Linked DNA regions of Homo sapiens: all the other regions are linked to region 2. Evidence: chromatin loops called from intact Hi-C (ENCODE). Cell type or tissue: PC-3. All regions are shown on one strand.

Region 1 (8,000 bases), 210 kb before region 2:
CATACACTACATCCAAGTGGTTTTCTACCAAGGTGTCTCATGTTGCTAAATCAGTATAAAATATAGGACATAGAGCTATAGTCTGTGCACAGAATATTATGTATAAATTTCCAGCTACCATATTTATATAGATACTCCAGCATGAGAGTAAATGTTACTGATAAGTCTGTCCTACACATGAGCATTATTTATTTTGTTTGTTATTGACTTGTCTCTACCTCACACTGTGCTAGTCACTAGAGTTGCAATCATGGACAATAAGAAATATGCCTGTCATTATGAGGATTACAATACAGTGGGGCAGGGGACATAAATAATAGTAAAACATTAGTTGCTGTGATGGGGGAAAAAAAAAAAAAAACAAGGAGCTAAGCTAGCAGCAGGGAGGACCTACTTCAGATAGAGTGATCAGAGAAGTCCACTCTGAGGTTATAGTGGTGCTGGAAGACAAGCCTAGTGAAGGAGAACAAGGAGAGTTTTTCTAGAAAAGAGAAGCTGTTTGTAAAAGCCTGAGGCAGGAAAGAAATTGGCATGTTCAAAAAATCAGCAAGAAGCCAACCTGTTTAGAGCTACCAAAAAGTATAAGCCAAGTTCTTCGCAGTTGAGGATAAATTGGTTTGTTTCTCAACTTAATGAACACTAATTCATCACCTATACATCAAATACTCTATTTGAACAAGACAACTCTCTGTGAAGCTTATGTTCAAATGAGGGAGATACACTCTCCTGATGTGTTATCATAGAAGCACTGGAAGCCATTGGAATACATAGGTAGTTGGGGGCAGGGGTGCTTTTTAGAATATTTTTTTAAACATCATTATTTTCATAATATAAAATTTTCTTTTTTCAACTTTTAAGTTCAGTTTTAACTTTTATTTTAAGAAATATGTGCTGGTTTCTTATATAGGTATACTCGTGTTATGGGGGTTTGTTGTACAGATTATTTTATCACCCACGTATTAAGGCTAGTACCCCTTAGTCATTTTTTCCTGATCCTCTCCATCCTCTCACCCTCCAGTAGGCCCCAGTGTCTGTAGTTCTCCTTTGTGTATCCATGTGTTCTCATCTTTTTGCTCTGACTTATAAGTGAGAACATGAAGTATTTGGTTTTCTGTTCCTGCTAAGGATAGTGGCCTCCAGCTCCATCCACGTTCCTGCAGAAGACATAATCCCTCATTTTTTGGGGTGGCTGTATAGTATTCCATTTTCTTGTAGGAAACAATCAGTTACATTAACTTAAAAAATATTTACATTGAAATATTAGATATTTCAAATTATTCAAAAAGTTGAAATACATGTTCCTTACTTCCAATATTTCTATTCCAACTGGCAATATGTATGAAAAGTTCAAGGAAAGGCAAGTTGTATTGACTGATTCTTGAATTTTTGCTCAGCATGAGACCTAGGAATGTCAGCCATTCTTTCTGGATTTCTCTTTTCAGGACTAACCCATTCATTGAGCAGGTTACTACACTTTATGTGGAAATATCCTGTCTGCATCAACAGATTATAAATTTCTTGAGGGCGAAGATTTGGTATTCTTACCTTCAAATGACTCAAAACAATATTTTGGATAAATTAGAATCCATATAAATTGGTTCATTCAGATTCATAAAGTATTTCAAAATATCTCCAGGGTCCTTATATATCCCAATGTGTGATTAATTTGAAATAACTTTCACTACTTCCTTTTCAAGTGAGGGTTTTGGATCCTGGCTGTCTTTTAGAAAGAATGTGACCTCCTTACCAGACACTTTCCCCTCATTCTTTGTAGAAACGAAAACTAAACAGGGAAGCTTCCTCTGTCAGGAAATCTGATGCTAAATCACTCTTTCTTCCATCACCAATGAACTCAATCATCTCATGCCAATACAATTAAATTAAGGCTCTTCAGCACCACTTGGCACATAGATTATATGATTCCTGTTAAAAAACAAATCCAAACATAGAGAATCTTTTGGAGAAAATCTATTTTGAGAAGGTATTTTTATTGTTAATAATTTTATCAAAAAAATTTACCTTTGTAGCTGAAGTTTTTTAAGGAATCTGAGCCCCGGGATAATTTTTGTTTTCCTCTGAACTTTGGCCAGAGTAACTTATACGTACATGAAGGCAGGAATTTTTCCTAATATTACTAAGAAGCATGAACACTCGGTTTGGACATTGACTGGCCTGAATATGATAAATAATATATTTCCTCTTTCAAACTTCTACATGTACCAAATATTATAACTTTTTGCTCAAACAATTGCATCTTAAAATTTCCATGTAGTCACAGCCAAACTCCTTAGAAGGTTAAAATGTATTACATAGTAGAATCAATTTACTTTTTAAAAGGAAGAACTGCACATACCAACTGGTAATGGTAATATTAACTAATTGCTTTTATAGGACACCAGACTAAGTGAACGACCTTAGGCAGATATTTAAGCATTTTGCCACTACCCATTTAAATTTTGCCATGATCGATTTAGGTCGTCCACTTCAAAATTCCAAGTACTATTTCTCAAGATAATGTATATAAAATATTTACAGCTTGGCTTTTAGAGACTTCTACAGTTTTCTGTCAATACCATAATCACCATAGAAACTATGAGTGTGGGAAATTAAAGGGCTGTGTGGTGGCCATCCTTTGAGTTTGCAAAGCCTGCTCTTGTGCTTGGGGCAAGCAAGCCTAATTTGTCAACTGAGGCAACATGGTTGCAGTCTCAGGTCAGTGATCGTGCTCCAATTGGAGCAGCAATCACTCTGAAACTATCCTAGCTCAGCAACTAGCTCACATTCCAAAAAGAACTGCAGTATTAGCACCTGAGCTCCAGCCCTGGAGTTATCAGCAAAAACGCTGTGGCTCCCCCGTCATTCTTTCCATAAATATTCATTGGGCATCTACTATGTGTCATCAGGGACTGTACCAAGTATGGTAGAATACATAGATTAAAACTGATGATCCCATCTCTTAAGAAGCATGCATTCTTGGATGGGCGTAGTGGCTCAAGCCTGAAATCCAAGCACTTTGGGAGGGCAAGGTCGGCGGATCACGAGGTCAGGAGTTGGAGACCAGCCTGGCCAACATGGTGAAACCCCGTCTCTACTAAAAATACAGAAATAAGCCTGGCGTGGTGGCGTGTGCCTGTGATCCCAGCTACTCAGGAGGCTGAGGAAGGAGAATTGCTAGAAGCCAGGAGGCGGAAGTTGCAGTGAGCCGAGATTGGGCCATTGCACTCCAGCCTGGGTGACAGAGTGAGACCTCTGTCTCAAAAAACAAACAAACAAACAAACAAAAACAAACAAAAAAACAAAAACAAACCAAAAAAAGCCAGCCAACCAACCCACCAACCAAAAAAAGGCCTATTAATTTGTTTTATTAATTCAAGAAATATTTATTAAACACCTGTTATTTACCAGACATGATTATAGACCCTGAAAATACAGCAGTGAATAAGACTGTCAAAGCCCCTATATCATGGAGTTTACTTGTTAATCAAGAGTTAGACACAGACAGTAAACACATAAATGAACAAGATAATTTTGGATATATACAAGTATCATGAGGAGTATAAGAAAGTGTGATGTGTTGGCAAATGTGGATGGAGTTACCACTTCAGACAGGATGAGAAGACATCTCTAAATAGGTGATAACTGAGCTGACACCCAATGACAAATAAAGGAGGAGACAAGCAATCTAAAATCCTAGGGAAACACATTCTAAAGAGCAAAGAAATTTGGGTGTGTTTGAGGAAACAGAAAGGAGAGTGTTGTTAGACCAAAGGAGTGACCAAGAAAGTATAAAAAGGTAATGACAGAGACTGGTCAGAGGCCATGCAGTGTATTTCTTATGGGTTATGGCAAAGTGTTCAGATCATATCCAAAGAGTAAGCCACTGGAGGGCTGGAACTAGAGTGCCAGTGAAGGGTCATACTTTTTGAAGAAAACTACTGAATAGTGTGCAGGTGCTATTTATTATTGAGGTAGGCAAATGGTGGGATGAAGGATAGTGATAAGGAATAAAGGAAGGATGAGAGAGAGAAATAGGAACATTTTCACAAAGGAATTACTCAAACTCATGCTTGAAGAAGTTAAACCTTCCCGGGTGGACAAAAGAGGGCAGAATGAAAGAAGACAGCATGTCAAGTGGGGGAAACAGCATACACAGTGGAATGAATGTGTAAAATAACATGGCATGTTCTGGGAACCAACAGTCGGAGTTAAGAATCAATGGTGGCTTGATGAGGTTTGCATGTCAGGCAGAGTTTAGATTGCAGGTGAGGGGGGACCCCTGATTATAGGGTTTTCATGATGCCCCTCTTTCTTGCCTTGTCTGCTTGTCCCCTAATTTCCTGAGATAGCTATAGGTAGTTTGAAAATATATGTATTTCAATACCTCATGCTAATCCCCTATATACTTTATCTGTTATATAAATCTTCAGATTAGCACCACTTTTGCACCAGATTGGAACCAGCTGCTTCTGTATTTATTTTCACCATTAGAATGTAAGTTCCTTGAAGTTAGAAACAATGACATTTAAATTCTGCACCCTAATATCTGACACAGCATTAGACACATAATATGAACTCAGCAAATATTAAATTTTAATAGGAATCAGATAGATAAATAGATGGTTGAAATTTCATAAAATATTTGAATTAGTCTCCAGGGCTGAAATCAGAATGTTAGCACTAGAGCATTTTCTATACCATGGAATATATACTATTAAGATGAGGTAGGTAGTAGTTGTTTCTCTGATATTATAGTAAGAGTTTCTGATGGCTTTTAAGTTCACAGGCTCAGGATTAATAGCTCACCCCCATCCAGTCTTGTGATACTGCCTACATGTAAAGCTTCCTCACTAGTCTGACCAGTCTCAATGTTGGTTTCCTCTAGCCTGATCATCAGCTCCCTCTAGAGGAAAGCCTGGAATTAGTACTTAGCCTCACTCATCTTCCTTTAGCCTATTTCCATCGATTTACAGAGCCTGAACCCAGCCAACTGTGGCAACCACCTAATGACTGATTTGATTCCATGTGCAATCTTTCGGGAGTGCCAAATTCTCAATCTCTAACACATAAGTATGTTACACACATATTACTATCCATCTCTCTGAGTGTCCTCCTTCTAAATGATGCAGTTATCATGTAAAGGCTGCAGATTACCCAGATATGAGAAAGAGAAAGAGTAAGAAGCAGACACAGACAAGGACGGAGGAAAAGAGTGAGGATTAGATGGATAGAAGGAAGAACAACGGAAAAATTTTTTCAAAAGTTTCCTTGTTCAGAAGATATATTTATGTTCTTATTTGGAAAACAATGCATGTGACTCAGTATTACATAATCCGTATGTGGCAAAGTTCCCAGATCAAGGGCCTGAAGAATATATCTATAGCAAATTTTGGCCACACCTGGATGCACCAGAAGGGCAGCAAAGATGACACAATGAACCTCAGAGAAGACACAATATTTGAAGAGGTGGACAACTGTCCCTGAGGTTCAGACTCCAAATGAGTAAACAGTAATAGCTATCCTTTGTCTCAGGATGGAACTGGATGGAGGAGTTCCACATAGGGAAAGAAACACAGTCTGAGGGGAAAGACAGGTTGCACCCATTTGTGGAATATTAGTTGAAGGTTGAAAGGAAGAAGAGATTTTGTGTGCCACCCTGAACAGTATTTAATGATCTTTCTGCCCAGCTCCCAGGGACATATGATGGGTTCTCAAGGAATTAAAAAGGGAATGAGATGGAAAAACTATACATATGTGAAATTTAGAAATATGAGAGGTCAAAGCAATTCTGGTTTTAGCTTCATAGCCTGGCTTAACATAGAAGAAAGATATGACTGCTTCATCAGGTAAAAAGGACGCAAGATTAAGAGAAGCATTCAGGAGGTGGTCAACAAACATTGATTTCCTCCCCCTGTTCCCTTCCACATTGCCGTCTGGAGGCTAGAGTCAACACACACACACACACACGCACACACACACACTCTCATCCTGACATTAGCAAGTATTGCACATTTGACGTCATGGATGCAAACCTCCCAGTGGTGACCTCTTTTTAATTCCTCTCCCGAGTAAAGTTTCTATTGATCAACTAAATGTATGAATGAAGGAGTGAATAACTGAACAATTTAGTGAAATTCTATTTAGTATTCAGATCTATACTTGATACTGCAAGACACCTCCTGATATTATTTAATCCTTATTGCAACAATGTATAAATTGTTATACTCATTTAGAAATTAGAGAACTGAAGCTTATGCAAGTGACCTGCTTAGGATCACAACATAGAAACTAAGATTTGAGATTTAAACACAGATAATTTTAATTTAAATTCATTTCCTTTTCTAACAAAGCTTCAACCTATAGGTGATTTCACATAGTCACAGTATCAATCTTAGTCATTAAAATACACATTTCGTTGCAAGAAGTGTCAGGCACTGTTGAATAGCTAGCCTAAGACTCATTTTCAAACACCTAAATACTCACTGTTTCAGATTCTCTTGAAGCTAGGGAAGGCCAGCCGTCTTGAGTTCTGGTCAATGATTTGTAAGTGGAAGTTTGTTGATGGATATGGAAAACTCTGCTTTTTGAAAGAAGGAACATACATCTCTAACATTCCACCTCCCCTCTACATCCTGCCTGACTATGAAAATGATGCTTAGAGCAGCAACAATCATCTTGTGACCATTAGGAAAAAGTAAAAAAAAAGAAAAAAAGCTGCAGAGATGCTGCTTCTTACCTCATTGAATAACTACCTATATCCAGACTCCTTGCTGCATGAGAAAAACAAACTTCTATTTGTCTAAGGAATTTTAAGGTATTCTGTTAATTACAGGTAAAACAGCAACTAATACAGAAAAATGTCTAAAACACCATCTCTAAAGTACACATATTAGTGAGATTTTAAAAATTAAATTGTATTATAATGAATATATATCCTTACTTTAAAAAGCGTATTTCCAAAGTCATAATTTTCTGCTCTAAAAAAAGATCAAATGTCATCCATATTTAGTTGATTCTAAACTCATGAATATGAATGACAAAAGAAAATCTTTACAAAATTTGAATTATTAAGATAAATACAGTTACTGCAATTTTTCTAAACGGCATCTAGCACATGGCTGATGCTCAATAAAGGCTGAGTGTTAAAAACTATGTATCTTATTAGCAACACATCTCAGTACTATCATTTGGAAAAAGTCCTTTCTCTCACAAATCAATATCACAAAGAATCAGGCAGCAGGTGGAGGATGTAAAAATGAATCATTTTTCAATAACTTCTTTCAGCGTGGAAGGTTTCACATGTCTAGACATATTTTGCTGTTGAATTCCACACTGATATTTAAGGGATTGTTTTTCCCCATTGCATACAAAATTACTCTAAATATAGTAAAGCATTTTGCTCACATGCTGTCAACCCCAGGCAAAACGTAGAGTCCATCTGTGTCCTTCCCTATAGTTCCAGCCAGTATATCCCGCATCACACATCAGTCATCAGGTACAGGTTGAGCAAGAAGACGTTTCTCTCCAGTTTGATGATGAACAGAGTGAGTTCTTTTATTTTTAGAATTGACTAGAAACATTACAGTTTTCCCACATGGCATTCATTAAAAGTTTAACCTATCACTTAGTAATAAAAATGTGAAGAATAACAAGTAACAAAACTTTGACTCAAAAAATTAATTTTTTTTGTGAGACAAGAATGTGAAGGGATTTGGTGTTTTTGTGATGTTTATACCATTCTCAGATAATCAGCTGTCAATGTCTTGCAGACTTATACCATGTCTTATTTGAGTAATTTTCAGAAAAATAAGCCCAGTGGGATAAGAAAGCCCAAATGCATACTCATATCAGGGATGCACCTGCATCTGAAAGGAGAAAAGGAAACAAATTAAAAAGAGGACTAGAAGATTTACTTGGCCTGAATGATGAGAGTCACCTGGGTAGAACCAATAATAATTGTTCACATCAAATGATTTCTGAAAATGATTTTAAGGATGTTTTAC
Region 2 (8,000 bases):
TCTTGACCATAATACATATAACTTATATTGCTCAATCTCTCTCAACTCCCAAGGTACTATGAGAACATAAAAATACAGTGAGAAATTTTCTACATGTCTGCTGAAAGGTGACAAAAACTCAAGGCAAGAGCATTAAAACACAAATATCAGGGACAAAATATATCTGTGTGATGATTTAGACTCGAACTACAGAAAACAGCAAAATACCAACAAAACAAGCAAGCCCTTAATTCAAGTTTCTTTATCAGGTGAAAGAAGAAGGGGGAGTGGGGCGGAAATCAAGATAATGACAACCAGGTTCAATATACTGTATTAAAGAAAAGCATCAAACATCAGGTTAAACCTGAAATCTGATTTCTTCCAACACACCCAATCTAGATCAAACACTATCTCTGAGCACACTAACTCGTTCATATTTTATTATCTGGACAGGGATCATGGGAGGAATGAGAAATGGGGTGAATGGGACAACAGTTAAAAATCTGAAGAGAGAATAACAATTTCTCCCATTTTCTGAAACCAAGTTTCCCTTACAACTGACAATCTCTTATTCTCTTCTTCCAAAATGTCTTTCTATAGGAGTGAAGGAAAAAGAATTTTCAAGTTAATGATAACATATGGTACTAAAAGATAAAAACACAGAATGGGCCAGAAAAAGATAATTAAATTTGACCATAAGAACATCCTGTAAAGCTTTACTCAACCAAAAATAAAAAGCACAGAGCCTGCAGGGATGGAGGCTAGGTAAACCTAAGGGCTGACACCCATCAACAACCTAGCACCTGAGTCACCTACAAGCCTTGCCATTTCAATAATCAGGCACTCTCCCAAATCCTGTCTTCTCAATCTTCCTAAGAATTCAATCTTGATTCCAAGAACTTTGTTTTACTTAATAACTATCAAACAAAATCATTGCTTCAATCTGGAAAAAAAAAGTAGCTAATATAGCTTTCCACTAACAGCAAACATTTTATAACTTCACAATGTTAAAAATCAACCAATACATTATGAAGAACTTTGTTCTATCTAAACTCGAGATCATTTTCAAGGCCCCAAAGAGCTCTGAAATTAACTGGACAAGCTGCCTAGGAAATACCTGTAAAATTCCTTCAGGCTTGTTCATCCTACGTTTGCAATTTAAAAAAGTATATTTATACATATATTATTCACTTAAGATGTCACAGAGGAAACCTATGTGCAGAGCTGAAAAAGGGCTTTCTTTGTGAGACTTCTTTCTCCACAAAGGCAAGCATCAGGCAGCCCCACGCATCTCCCACACTAGTCTGATCACCACTACCATGGGAAGTCAAAGGTGGCAAAGGTTTTTTTTTTTTTTTTTTTTTTTTTTTTTTTTTTTTTTTTAATACCAATGCCTTTTCCTCACAGCAGAGCATGAAGTACAAGGCTCAATGCTTTTGACAGTACCACCTCTTCTCCCACGGCAAAGGCCAACTTAAGTTGAAATTTAATGTGGCATTCATAACAAATTTCCTTCTCATATCTCAAGCAACATAATTTAGTATTTTTTTAAAAGGAGCTATTTTTAACTGATTTTATCTCCACTCTCTTCAGCACTGCAAATATTCCAATGAAAAAAATAAATGCATAGATTTAAGCTAGAAAACATAACTCCTGATCTTATTAGGTTATATTTGTGATTATATTTTTGGTAATTAACTATTCTGTCCCATGAATGAAATAAATAAAATTGATATGCACTTGGAAATAATTTTTAAAAATCAGTGTGGGGTTAGATAGCATTCTGGGTATAGTGTACCATATGGCCAAAAAGGATATTTAAAAATGTCCTGGAAAATAAAAACTGCATGACTTGCTTATGAAACCAAAAACTCTCTGCTCTGCTTAACTTCTTAAAGTCACTGTTCTTCTCACATGCAGATTAGAGATTTTTTGAATGACTCCTGGTTTGTTATCCCAGGATCAGAATAAAACTTAAACAGTTAGCATATGTACACCTGTCAGTGAGATAGAGTGTCTTCTTTGGGCTAAAGCCACGGTCATTCTATGAACTACAGAGAGGTCAGTAAATTACAACCGACAGGCCAAATGGAGACTGCCTCCCACCTGTTGCTGTATGGGCTATAAGCTAAGAATGGCTTTTACATTTTTAACAGGTTGTTTAAAAACAAAAACAAGACAGATGCAACAGTGACCATAACCCATAAAGTTAAATATTTACTATCTGGTACTGTACAGAGAAAGTCTGCCAACCTGTTTGTAAACAATTTTGAAAAGGAAGAGAGGAACTCATTTGTAGAAACTTCACGTAGTCACATAGGTTATATACCCTTAATGGTGCACATACTATAAAGTGAAGTAACAGAAACAGCTTGACCTAAAAATTGACACATGAGAATAAAATCCTTTAAGAAAAAAAAAAAAGGAAATCTGAAGCCCTGGAAACAATTCAGATAACCCCAGAAAGCTACAGATTAGAATTTCTCAACCACAGCATTATTGGTGCTTTGGACCAGGTAACTTCTGGTTGCTGGGGCTATGCTGTACACTGTAGGAGCTTAGCAGCATCCCCGACCTCTAGCATTACATGCTAGTAGCACCCCCACAGGTTGTGCCAACATGAATACCTCTAGACATTGCCAAATGTTCCCTGGGAGGCAAAAATCACCCTTGGTTAAGAATCACTGCTGTAGGTTACTGTCCTTTGGTCCCCACCTTCAATATTAGCAAAAGACACTATTCCTCAAGTAGATTCTCTCTGTGCCCATGGAGATGAAAAATTAATAGTAATAAAACCAACAACACTGACAAAAGCAAACCAGAGATCCTGTCAATAAAAGTACTGGACAGTAAACCTGAGTATTCTCTTTCAGTTTAGTAGCTGGGCACAAGAACCAAACCAGACTTACCTAAAACGCTGTGCCTGCTGAGCTAGCGGTCCTGGATACCTTCTGTTTGGAGACTGGTACAGCTGGGAAAGGATGGCCTGATTGGTTTTTTGGCTTGGGTTATTAGCAAACTTTACAGTGATTGGCTCCGTGGCACCGGGAGGTTTCTGGCCATTTAGGCCTTTGATAGCTTCTTCTGCCTCAATTCGCTTGTCAAATCGAATAAACCCTACACCCCTTGATATGCCTATGGTAGATTTGAGTAAAGATTTGGAAAAGAGGGAACAGAAGGAGAAGGGAAGGAGAGAAGAAAGGACACATTAATTTTTCCTTCTCAAGAACATGTTTTCACCTACATATAACATTTCCCACAAAATCACACCAGGAGGAAACTTTCCCCTTTACTTACTAGCCATTCAGTTTAGAATCACAATTTTGCATTTTTAGAAAAATTCGTGTCACTTACATAATCTGAGTACCCATTATCACATGCATTCCAATCAGCTAAGACAAGAAAACACAAGCATGTCCATGTTTTCTCTCTCTCCCACCTCCCTCCCGTACACTCTTTTAATGTCAATAGTGTACCGGAGTTCCATTTTTCAATTTGTGCTATTGGATAAGCAGCTCAGAAATGAGGGACACAGTAGTTCCTGTCCTTGAAACAAGGAGAACAGAAAGAAGAATTTGCTAAAAATGCTACAAAGCTATGCTAAAAATACATACACTGTGGTAGAAAGACATTTCGGTTGAAATTTTAAATAATATATTCAGCTTAATAATATTGCATAGGATATAGGTCCTTTAGGAAAAAAATGCCTGAAAATGCTCTTCCAGTTCTCTGAAGCTCTCTTGTGCTTCTGACTAGCTATATTTTATTACAGAAAAATATTATATGGAGAAAAAGAAAAGACGTAGATTTTAAAAATAAATAAATTTCTAGAAGTAAAGCATCAAAGCTTTCTGACCTCAGCAGCATCACTCCTGACTACAGAAGATCACTCCCTGCCCCACATTCTCCCCAGTGTGAAAGACACAAATGGGAAAGGATAGCCAAGAACCTTTCCAGGTTATGAAAAATTGTAGAGGGAAACCCAGCTTATTCCATTTAATTAGCGTGAACAGGCTAGTGGGGTGACCACAGCTGGTCATCATGAGATAAGCAGTGGCAGGGAAATTTTTTTTGGCAAGTAAATGAGCACTGGACCATCATACTTGGAGGAGCTTAAAAAAAAAAAAAGAAAGAAGGTCTACTTGCTTTAAAATTAATACTGTGTAAGGTCAATGACTAAGAATTTTCTAATGTAGACAAAGCATTTTTTCCACATATGCGTATCTAAGACAGCCCCTATCACTTTACCTTTTCTATTTAAAGAGCATGCATTGCACATTATTACCACCTGATGGCTGAATAAGAAAATTGCAGGGTTTCATTTTTCATTTCAGGTAAATTGAGTAAGTTCACTTTGAAAGCCTTAAGTATGAAGAATAAATAGTGAAATGATAGCAAATCCTTTCACTTATCTACTAGCGCCTATTAAGAATTAATAACCTCTAGAATTTAGCTGTTCCATTAGAAAAGCATCAGATTAGCAAAAAAAAAAAAAAAAAAAAAAAAAAAAAACAGCCTCTACACAGCTAGAGTCACCTAAATCGGTGGTCCTCCTACTTAAGCATACCTAAGAACAACCTGTGGCTCACCCTCAGAGATTTATTCAGTAGGTTCTGAATGAAGCCCAATAATTTGCATTTTTAGCAGGGTTCCAGAAGACTGCTGATACTGCAGGTGCGGGACATACTTGAGAACCGCTGACTAAAACAAGCTAGGTCCACCTGTGATGGACTAGCAGGTAAAAGATGAGACGCACTTTGTGTCATAGGTGAAACCTACTCTCAATTCACAAGATCTCAGAATGAATGAATTAGAAAGCACAAATGAAATAAAAAATATTTTTGTTGCTTTGAACAAATTCATCTTTATTTCTAGGCCTGGATTTCTATTTAACACCATTATTAGTCTATGTGATAACAACACAGGGTGGCAATGTATAAGTATTATGAATTAACTAACACAATTAAGGAGGCTGTATTTTATATACTCTCACTTGACTAAATAGTCTCATGACAGCAAAATCTGTAGGCTATTCTCCCAGGCATGCATGTAGTGCTAGCTCTCTCTACTCAGAACTCTAAAGGTGGTGCTTCCTATGAAGCCAATTAACAACACAGAGGCAGGTAATATGGGCTCCTCTGATTAGATTCAGATCAACTAAATGGATCTTCACTTGATGAATGAAAAATCTGGCTCAATTTTCTTCTGAAGTCACTGCTTTAAAAGAATTAGACATTGTAATATACAACATGCCTCCAAGGTATTATTATTATACGGGTGGCGGGGAGAGAAACAAACAGTGAGGAGAAAAGCTACCTTAAAAAAACAAACAAAAACAACCTCACAAATCTTCATGTGGCTGCTTCAGTCTATGGTACTACAGCTAATATTTCCTCCTCACAATGTTTCTCTATTTTTTAACTGTTTCCTAAAGAACAAGTATTGCTTTCATTTTATTTTTTACTTATTTTTTGAAATGGAGTTTTGCTCTTGTTGCCCATTGCCCAGGCTGGAGTGCAATGGCATGATCTCAGCTCACCGTGACCTCCGCCTCTGGGGTTCAAGTGATTCTCCTGCCTCAGCCTCCTGAGTACCTGGGATTACAGGCATGCGCCATCACACCCAGCTAATTTTGTATTTTTAGTAGAGATGGGGCTTCTCTATGTTGGTCACGCTGGTCTTGAACTCCCAGCCTCAGGTGATCCGCCCTCCTTGGCCTCCCAAAGTGCTTGGATTATAGGCATGAGCCACTGTGCCTGGCCAAGTATTGCTTTTATAATAGAAAATTGTATCTGTATTTTATTTTTAAAATTCATAATCAAATCTATATTGCTATAGCTTTGTTAACTAAGATTTGGCAGAACAACTCCCTTACATTCAAGAGTTTTAATGAACATTTTAGTCTTCCCATTTCAGTTGGGCTAACAGTGATATTAGGAATAAAATAAATTTTTAACATTCAAAATTTCAAACTCTTACATATGCCCATACAGCACAGCATGAACCTGGAAAACAGCCTGAACAGCAATTACCAGTGTGGATGTAGTGTAATCCTCCCTTGGAGAACTAGCTGCATACCGCTGCATTAAACTTCGCTTTTTGACAAAAGAAAGGTTGTTTATTAGTACTCTATAAGCAGGATGGGGGCTTTTATCACACAGTGGCTTGGAAATGAAGATTATAGCATCTATAAATTTATTACAAGCCATGAAACAGGCTTCAATCCTGCACCTTCAGGGTGGAAATGACTCAAGCACGCTCACTATACTCCACAATCTATTTTTATCCATGCATATTTATGAACAATTCCAGCAGAAAATTGCATTTTCTGGCCCACATATACCTTTGATATGTTCTAGAAGCAAGACTGCTACATGGAAAGACAGAATATTTCACAATCTGCTAGTCAGAGACAGGGAAAGACTGTCCGGAGTGGCTGTCTACTTACCAGTGACCTGGTCGACAAGAATACGAGAAGTAATAATGCGTCCATATTGTGAAAAAAGCTGTTCCAACTCCTTCTGGGTCATTGTTTTTGGAAGTCCGCTGACATATAAATTTGCATCTCTGATAGAAGCTGAACTTGGGCGAGCATAGGAAACCTGGAAAAGGAAAATAAAATTAAATGTATATGCATGCTCACTCACCCACCTCCCTTTAGAAACTCAAAAACTGCCTCGGTAACTTTCCCATGAACAGCATAGAACACTGAAGTTCAAGCAAGTCAGGTGCTAACTGCTTTATTCATTTCCAGGAAAATTCTAGACAAATGGGTAGTAGTATTCCCATTCCCTCTCCCCTAGGTGGACAGGGAAGAGTATCTGTAATATGCTGGACTAGCCTACTGCAAGGGACAGAAATTTCACAATATATCCCATCCTCCAGATTATTACTAAAAATGGTCAATGGGTCTGGGATCAATTTGCGGAGGTATAGTGATTCAACAACTGCCTGCTCATTTTATCATTTGTACCCACCTTTAGTCCAGTTTTAATTCACTAAAATTTAAAGTTCTTAAAACAGACCAGTGGTGCATACAGCACAGTACTGTTCACAATAATAGGCTGTCTTCTGTGGGGCCAATCCCCTAGAGCAGTGGTCCCCAACCTTTTTGGTACCAGGGACTGGTTTTGTGGAAGACAATTTTTCCATGGACCATGGTGGGGGATGCATTAGATTCTCATAAAAACTGCACAATCTAGATTCCTTGCATGTGCAGTTCAAAATAGGGTTTGTGCCCTGATGAGAATCTAATGCTGCAGCTAATCGGACAGGAGGTGGAGCTTGGGCAATAATGCTGGCTCACCTGCTGCTCACCTCTGGCTGTGTGCACTGGTTCCTAACAGGCCACGGACTGGTATGGGTCCATGGCCAGGGGTTGGGAACACCTGCTCTAGAATAGGGATTTAGGCCCAATCATTCTAAGCTTAAAGATTCCAAATTCATGGAACATTTTTGTTTTCTAGCCTCTCACATCTGTGTGGGTGGTAGTGCTACATTTCTAAAAAAAAATTCACCCTTATCAGTAAGTATGCTCTTTTGATATATGCTGTATGATTGTCCATAAATTCCCAGAAATTTGAATGTGTGAACAAGCCCTCATTATCCTTTGTCTGTTGTCTTCTCATCCACAGGTCTTTTTAACCTTGATTTTCAAAAGGTCTTAAGTCCCTATAATTAACTTTGCCTGCCACTGTATGTACTTTCAAAAAGTTTCATGTCTTTGAGATACGGTATACCAAATCCCACAAGGACGAAAGACAAAATAGGTCTGCATGTATTTGTTTATAATCATCATTCCTCATGTAAACTCTGTGAGGGAAGAAACCACATCATTCTTGGTCATCACTGTATCCTCAATGCCTAGTGAGTGCCTGACATGTGATAGATGCTAACACATTTGGTGAGTAAAGCCCATCCAATAATACCCCATTGATCATGCAGATCCACAACGGCTTACTGAACCAGAGCATTTAAGGGTCAGTTCAAGTCATCCAGATCTCCTGCCCCAATTGTAATTG
Region 3 (8,000 bases), 580 kb before region 2:
AAACACCTAAAAATTGTTGCCCAGATTGTTTATTGAGTAATGATATTTATGAAATGCAGTTATATTTGTAAATGGAAGTTAGTCATGTACCCCTCAAGAGGTTAAGTAACTATTGGGTAAGCTATGGTTTGCATGTGGTTTGTCCCACCAAAATTTACGTTAAAGTTTAATTGCCAGTATGGTAGTGTTAAGAGGAGGGGTCTAAAGGGAGGCATTTGGAAACTGAGGCATTTGATCAGATTAATTAAATTCAACAAAATTCAGGTACCTACTTGTATTAGTCCATTTTCACACTGCTATAAAGAATTACCTGAGACTGGGTAATTTGTAAAGAAAAGAGATTGAATTGACTCACAGTTCCACATGGCTGGGGAGACCTCAGGAAACTTACAATCATGGCGGAAGGTGAAGGAGAAGCAAGCACCTTCTTCACATGGTAGCAGGAAAGAGAGTGCATGAGAAGAGAAGTGCCACACATTTTTAAACCATGAGATCTCATGAGAACTCACTATCACAAGAACAGCAAGGGGGAAATCAGCCCCTATGATCCAATCACTTCCCACCAGGCCCCTCCTCCAATTCAACAAGAGATTTTGGTGGGGACTCAAAGCCAAACCACATCACTACTATTAGACAAGCAGTATGCAAGTACTTAGGATGCAAAGGCAAGAATATATTGCCTCTTATTTATAGACAAAATAGACACCGATCTTTTTTCTTGTGTCTTCCATAGTACCCTCCTTGAAGACAGTAACAGAAATTGTAAAATGATGTTCAATATTGAATCAGTGAATTACCGGGGAAAAAAAAACTGGTCTCAAATGATTTTCAAGCAGATGGCTAAGAAAAGGTCCTTTTCTAAAAGGATTATTAAAAAAAAAATAAATACAGCCAAGCCACACAGGCATGGCGAAGCCTATGGAGTTTTAAAAGGTTTTCTTCAATGACTATTTTTATCTCCTGAAGCATAATTATTAGGCATCACAAATACAACTAAGTGAAGATTTACTTTCATCTTACATTATTTTCATTTAAAAATCACAAAGCATCAGGGGACCTTTCTTTCTATCTTGACGGTTAGATGCTTCTGTTCCCTGCTGCTATTAGTCCCAAGGATAAAAATGTGAAGTTGCTATAAATGACTTTGTCAATTTTATTTAGAAATTCAAAGTTTCAAACTGACACCAAGTCAGGCAACTCTAAATCTTACTGAACTTCACCCGCATATGTATACCTTCATGGTAATTTTCTTGCACGAAGAAGAGAAAGTAGCAGCAGAGAATTATTTTTTTAAGCACAGAATTATTTCCCTTGCTACTGGTATCACCTATGTAATGACAACAATTTCAAAATAGATATTTGAGCTTTGCCATTTGTTTTCATTAAATCAGTCCTCAGAGGAGATAGTTTTTTTCAGTTTGTTAGATAAAATAATTTTTCTCTATTATTGTACCTATCAGGCTATATTACTTAATATCTGCACAACTTGCCACAATCCAGTACACTAAATCATCTGGGGTAATTATAATTAAAATATTGAGTGAATATATAGAATATGGCAGAAAACAAATGAAGTAATATTTTTACCTGAGTTAAATAAATTTTATTGTCCAATATGGTAAGCAAGAATAAATGGGGCAAAGGTTGGAAAAGCAACAATTTATAGAATAGATATCAGGAAAGGAGAGCATGAAATAGCAAAAAGAAACAAAAGGGCTTTAGAAGTCAAATTGAAATCATAAGAGAAATAAAAATAAAAGGAATTTGTAGAGTTTCTGATACAGTGGCACCTCCTGGGTTATATCAAAGTTATTAGAGATTCAAATCAAGTAGTAGAAAACAAGCTTAATGACAGAAAAGAAACTTCAAATTACCTTTTGAAAATTTCCATGTGTTCATGTCCATTTACAATATTCACTATTTAAGTCTGCTGAGATGTTATTTTTGTTTTTAGAGAAAAGCAAAACAAGTGGTTTCATAATATCTTGCAGTAATATGTCATTGCTTCTTCCAGCTGTGGTTGCACAAGCTGTGAGCTTATTCTAGCCCTACTCTCACTTTAATCAGAATGGATTTAATAGAACCTTCCCAAGGTTTTGGAACTACACATCTAGATTCTCTTGCTTTGAACCTCCTCCTCTCAGGTCTATAACTGGACTTCTGAAATGTTCCTGAGATATCAACTTCACTTTGTGCCCCAGTTTGGATAACTGGGTCTCTGTCTTCTCTCCTCTGCTTTTAGTTCTTATTTTTATCATCTAAGCAATTCTTTAATGCTGTGAGGACTGCACCTCTGCTGTTTTCATGAAAGTCACCTAACCAGGGGAGGGACGCGGCCTCTGGATCACAGCCAAATACTCAAGCACTGGTACTTGCTGACAGCCTAAACTGTGCCTATGCTTATATTACCATTGCCATGTCCACTGGTATGTTTTATCTACTCATTGAATTATTTTTGCTGGAATGAATTTTTTATTATACCATTAGCTTACATGAAAGAACATTATAAAAATTAGCCAGCTCTTGAAATTCATTTATGTACGGCTACTACTGAGACTATTTCTCATCACCTTGTATAAGGAGTTCTTTATGAGGATCCATAGGAAGACTTCCTCTTTGAACCTACACACAGGAATCGTTATATCTGAAACTCATTATTTTGTATTTATTGTCATGCTTGTTTTTATTTTTTGAACATTCAAATTATATAACTGACTGTTTTCCACTTTTCGATAGTTGTTAGAAAAATTCAGCCTCCACCTTTATCAACTAGGCAGCACCTCACAGCCAATGTTTGTTTGCAGTAATTTCATCCCTGTCTTTCCCTACAAAATTCATCTCCCCAAAGTTTAGAAAGGCTCACCTAATTATTTTTAGTTTGCTCTTATCTTAGTGAGTTGAGTGTATTTTTGTAAGCTGTTTATAGTTTTGGAGAGGATAAAGATGGGGTAAAATAAATACATTCTACAGAAACATCACTTCCTGTTCCAGCCTGCAATCATGTAATGCCAGTTACGTCAGGGCAGAGGTTCCCCACCCATGAGATTCTGATTCTTCCACACCGTCCTCACCGTCTACAGTGACTGCCAGTTTTCAGGCTCTACACACAGGTCTGTGTTCCCAGTGTCTGTCTTAGGATATGGGGGAGACTAGTTCTGGGGTCTAAGTCTTCAGTCTGTCTGTGTTCCTGAAGATGACTTGTAAAAAGCGAGGTAGGATAGTAGAATCTTTCATCCCTTGACCTTCAGCTATCATTGGCTTCAAAAATATCTTTCTCACCTTTAGCAATCTCATTTTTAAAGTTCTTTCCAAAATGAAATTTTACTCCCTCCTTCAATAATTCATTTCAAGTATAAAGTATCCAAGATTTAGGAAATTCTATTTGTCCCTAACCAAAGTCGATGTATTGCTTTACATTATCATTATTGTTAAGACTGAAAGGTGGAAGAGAAAATCTATTCATTCTCTCCTCATTATCTTGAAGATGACTATTAACCATAACCCCAGAACTAAACATCTTAAAAATATTCAACTCAAGGATTCTTTAAGTATGTCAGTAAACATTCACCAGGCAGTGTATATGAAGGAGGTGTATACAGGGTTAGATAGTACTACTATTACTGGCTGTCAGTTACCTTGAATACACTTTTGCATACGAATTTATACATTCTTCAAAAAATAATTATGAGATAAAGGCTATAATTATGCCTCTAGCATAGATGTGGAAACTGAGGCACAGAGATTTAGAAAATTTCCTGTGGTCACAAGCTTTTTCAGGTGATGGAACCAGAATCCAAACTTGGGACACCTGACAACATAGCTGTGTAAGCTCTGCTGCTTGTAAGCGCCAAGGCCTATGCCAGTGACCAAATGTCCCCTATTTTTGCAGAAGTCTTTTTTAATGGGTATTTATTATTTTCTAAGAAATCAAAATTTCACTCAACCGTATCTAATATAACACTGTACATTTTATAAGAAATTTGTGTATTTTGATTTAATAAGTGCTATTATAATCACACAATTTTCTATTGTTTTCAGGGCAAAGGAACAGTTTCAGACCCGTGCAAGCTTGTCTAGACTCAGCTCTTCATAATTATGATTTCGTTTCTATGGACAGAGGGAAAAAGAAAAACAATTTCTACTTTCTATATATCTGAACTTGAGGACTACCAGTAAATACAGAATATTCATAATTCATACAATAAAACCTAACTCCATTTTGCATACAACTGTTCACAACTATTATTTACAACTATCAGCTATCATTATACCAATTATGCCGATATGGTGATATTATATTAACTATCATATTACAACTGTCACTTTCAGCAGTCATTTCTCCAGTACTTCAAAATCACAGAGCTAAGCCTTTGTAATATATTTTCTCATTTATTGCATCCGAGAACACTATGACCTAGATAAAATTATCAGCCCTATTTTACAGTTGAGAAAATTAAGGATCATAAAAGTTAAGTAACTGGCCTGGGTTTAGTGCTGAGGCAGAATTGGAATGTCTTTCTGCTATGTATGTCTGACAGCAAAAAGCATGGTTTTATTATAGTGACCCGATAACAGATCCTGGGCCCAAGGGTAATTATTTTTGAACATACTATACTTGTCAGGCTCTCACTGTATGATTGCCACTTTGCATCAAAATTTATTAAAATATTTTTTCAATCTCTTGCTGAACAAATTTTGCAAAACCAAATAAAAAGAAAGATAATGAAGCATGTGTGTTGGCCACCAGGGGGTGCAAGGTCCAGCATCCTAAATCATGTCCTCAACTTTGCAGGCCTTTTCTTGTGGTATATGAAAAAGGGAACTCTCTTAAGAAAGGCATAGAGTAAATCTAAGGGGTTTTGTAAATCAAAGGTCAACATTCGTTTGAACTACACCTGGTGGTAAATTAATATCTTTGAATTATGAAACTTGATCGAGGATGGGCCGACTGTGATAAAAAGAAATCAAATAAATGGAACTTCTACTATTTCTACACTATTTTCAGCATAATAAAAATTTGAAAGTGTCTGGCAGAACATTTAGCCACAAGAGTTTTTAAGGTATTGATTTCTGGGAGACAATTTCTCTTGATAGACGGCCTACATTTTAACAATGACCACTTCTAAGGGTGGTCTTGCCTGTCTTCACGTCAACCCACATAAATTGGACAGAGTGGGGTATATATGCCCAGCAAGGCAGGCTGGGGGCTCAGCTGTATATCTTTGTTTCTGGAAGTACTATTTCTATATCTAAAATGTATCTGAAGGCATGTTTCCTTGGAGGTATAATGCAACTATTGCCTCATACCTGGGTCAGTTTTGTTTGAATATTTCTGTTGTCATGCCGATTGTCAGCATGGTCCATAATTATGAAGAGTCCCTGATTGTAAAATAAAATAATAAAGAGAAAAATCAGTAGGAGAGTGCCTGGGGTGAATTTATAATGCATTTAAAGTGTGAAGCTGTCCATTTAACCCTTAACAATATTCATTTTCTTCACAATGTGCAAACCTTGTCAGTAGTTTGAAAAGCTATGAATTTAAATAACCTTAAGCAGCCTCAGAAATGAATAATTTGATAGGTATATCTGGCAGATGGTTGAAATGTCGAAGCTTTTTTTTCTTTTTCCCTGAGAACATGCTGCAGGGTTTCTGCCAAACTTAGGTTGTAAGGAAGGCAAAAATCAAACAATAAATGCTCCATATTTGCAAACTATCAACACTAAGATAGCATTTAAGAACAGTTGCCAGTCCCTCCTCCCTTGATTCTTTGGTGGAATGACCTGAAAAGCAATACCTTTTTATTTAAGATGAAATTTTTTAGTTTGTCAAAATAAATATTAACCTCGACTAAGTTTAAAGTCAATGGCCTACTAGTGGCTCTCCAGCTTGTCTTTGTGGTTTCATAAATCTTAATGCTTATTTCAATATTAATGTGAGTACTGACAACTGGACTAGCAAACTTTGATTGACATCTCATTGGAGGGACTCTAGTGAGAAAGAGAACACATTTTTTTTTTCCTCTGGCTGTTGTTGATATAGGTAGACACACACCTTATCTTGTACAAATAGGTGGAAAAAAAACCCAGCTGAAAATAATATTGTAGACACAAGTCAACACACACCTTTAACAGGATCTATTTGTTACAAACCAGTGTCTTTACCAGAAGTACAGTCAGGATGTAGAGTAAATGTTCCAATAACATCTGTTGCTGTAAAAGAGGATCCTGATATAAGGATGCCTAAAAATGATCTAATTCATATTCAGAAAAAAGGAACACATACCCAAGGCTTCAAAGACCATCTAAACAAAAATAGCAACATGGTAGCATTCTTTGGAAAGTGTCAAGGTGGGAGAAGACATTTTTAAGTAAGAATCAAGAATATGCTAAATATAATAATATAAAAGGCCACTAATTATTTACCTGAAGTTATGTTGGCCTTCAGAGGGTATGTTAAGTCAGAAATGATTGAGGAAATTTTAGAAAACAAAATTCCAACTAATTATTATTAGAATGTTTACCATTCTTAAATACTTCAGAAAGTTAAGATAATAATAAGAACAATAAGAGTTAAATACATATAATATTTTAAATGTCAAAACAACTTATATATATATATTTTATTCAAGCTTCACATCTTAATGACATAGGTGAGCAAAGGAAGCAAGTCATGCAACTAATGATCAGAATTAGATTACAGATTTTAGAATTCTTAATCCAATGTCTTTTACTATGCAAATTTAACATGTTTATAAAAAATCATTGTAAAGGACTTTCAGATTTATAATTGAAAATGAACACAACAATTACCTCTTCCAATTACGTTAAAATTTTATATAGGAGAATAAATAAATAAGAAGTTGGTTTTCAAATATTTATATTTATTGGTATTATTATGCTAATTATCAGTATGTCTTTGGTTTGAGTTTGATGTTTCAAAACATTTATTTATATTGGAATTCAAAATGTTCTATAATTTGCATTGACTGAGTAGGACAGTCATTGTTTCTGTCCTGGTGAAGCTTCTATTCTTCTATTGGGGGAGAAAAACCTTCAAGAACTATTAATCAATTATTCAATTATTGCTGAGTTAAATATTTTGAAATAGAGGGTAAATAGGGTTTCCTGAAGTTATTAAAGGAAGGAGTCAGCAACTCATCTTTAGAAAGATAAAATCAAGATGAGATCTGAAGAATTAATTAGTTTTGTAAAAAAGCAAAGTGGGCAATAGATTTTGGCAAAGGAAACAGCATATACAAAGTCATAGGGATTTTTTTCCAGGGGCTTATAAACTTTATTTTTTATAGCAATTTTAGGTTCACAGAGAAGTTGAATGGAAAATACAGAGAGTGCACATATACCCCTGTTCACCTACTCATGTAAATCTACTCCACTATTGACATCCTGTATCAGAGTGGTACGTTTGTTACAACTGGATGAACCTACACTGACATTATTATCACCCAAAGTCCATATGTACATTAGGATTCACATTGGTTGTTGTAGTACATTCAAGGGTTTGGACAAATGTATAATGACATGGATCCACCAGGACGGTATCATAGAGTGTAGTTCCACTGTTTAAAAAACCCTCTGTGCTTTCCCTATTCATTCCTGCCCTCCCCCAAGACCTGGCAACCACTGATCTTTTACTGACTCTGTAGTCTTGCCTTTTCCAGAAGGTCATATAGTTGGATCATACAATATGAAGTCTTTTCAGATTGGCCTCTTATACTTAGTAATATGCATTTAAGTTTTCTCCGTGTCTTTCCATGGCTTGATAGCTTATTTCTTTTTATCACGAATAATATTCTTTTATTTGGATGTACCAGTTTATCCGTTCACCTTCTGAAGGACATCTTGGTTGCTTCCAAGTTTTGGCAGTTATGAATAAAGCTGCTATACAATCCATGTGCAGGTTTTTATATAAATGCAATCTTCAATTCATATGGGTAAATACCAAAAAGCATAATTGTTGGATCATTTGCCAAACCGTCCTC

Evidence for each region. Peaks named below come from ENCODE experiments on the same cell type or tissue, not always from the same donor. Only the 100,000 strongest peaks of a DNase experiment are listed, where the experiment ranks them.
Region 1: a loop joins it to region 2, with 16 times the contacts of the local background. A loop is called at or near these places in 4 of 110 quality-filtered maps.
Region 3: it touches region 2 in a loop (18-fold over the local background); 3 of 110 quality-filtered maps call a loop at or near these places.

What each region holds. Positions count from the first base shown.
Region 1 is chr9:23,487,427-23,495,426 of GRCh38, forward strand. No RefSeq gene overlaps it. Among named protein-coding and RNA genes, the nearest start is that of ELAVL2, 330 kb to the right of the region's middle. In PC-3, CTCF peaks have their summits at 4,924 (motif pointing left) and 4,925 (motif pointing left); DNase peaks (open chromatin) are centred at 4,905 and 5,355; H3K4me3 peaks cover 485 bases; H3K27ac peaks cover 1,525 bases.
Region 2 is chr9:23,698,491-23,706,490 of GRCh38, forward strand. It overlaps ELAVL2 (ELAV like RNA binding protein 2), which reads right to left. Exons shown (of 7, transcript NM_004432.5): 4 at 6,428-6,581; 5 at 2,889-3,114. Among named protein-coding and RNA genes, the nearest start is that of ELAVL2, 120 kb to the right of the region's middle. In PC-3, a CTCF peak has its summit at 4,285; no DNase peak of the experiment used is centred here; H3K4me3 peaks cover 544 bases; H3K27ac peaks cover 2,670 bases.
Region 3 is chr9:23,118,487-23,126,486 of GRCh38, forward strand. No RefSeq gene overlaps it. Among named protein-coding and RNA genes, the nearest start is that of LINC01239, 480 kb to the left of the region's middle. In PC-3, a CTCF peak has its summit at 4,739 (motif pointing right); a DNase peak (open chromatin) is centred at 4,775.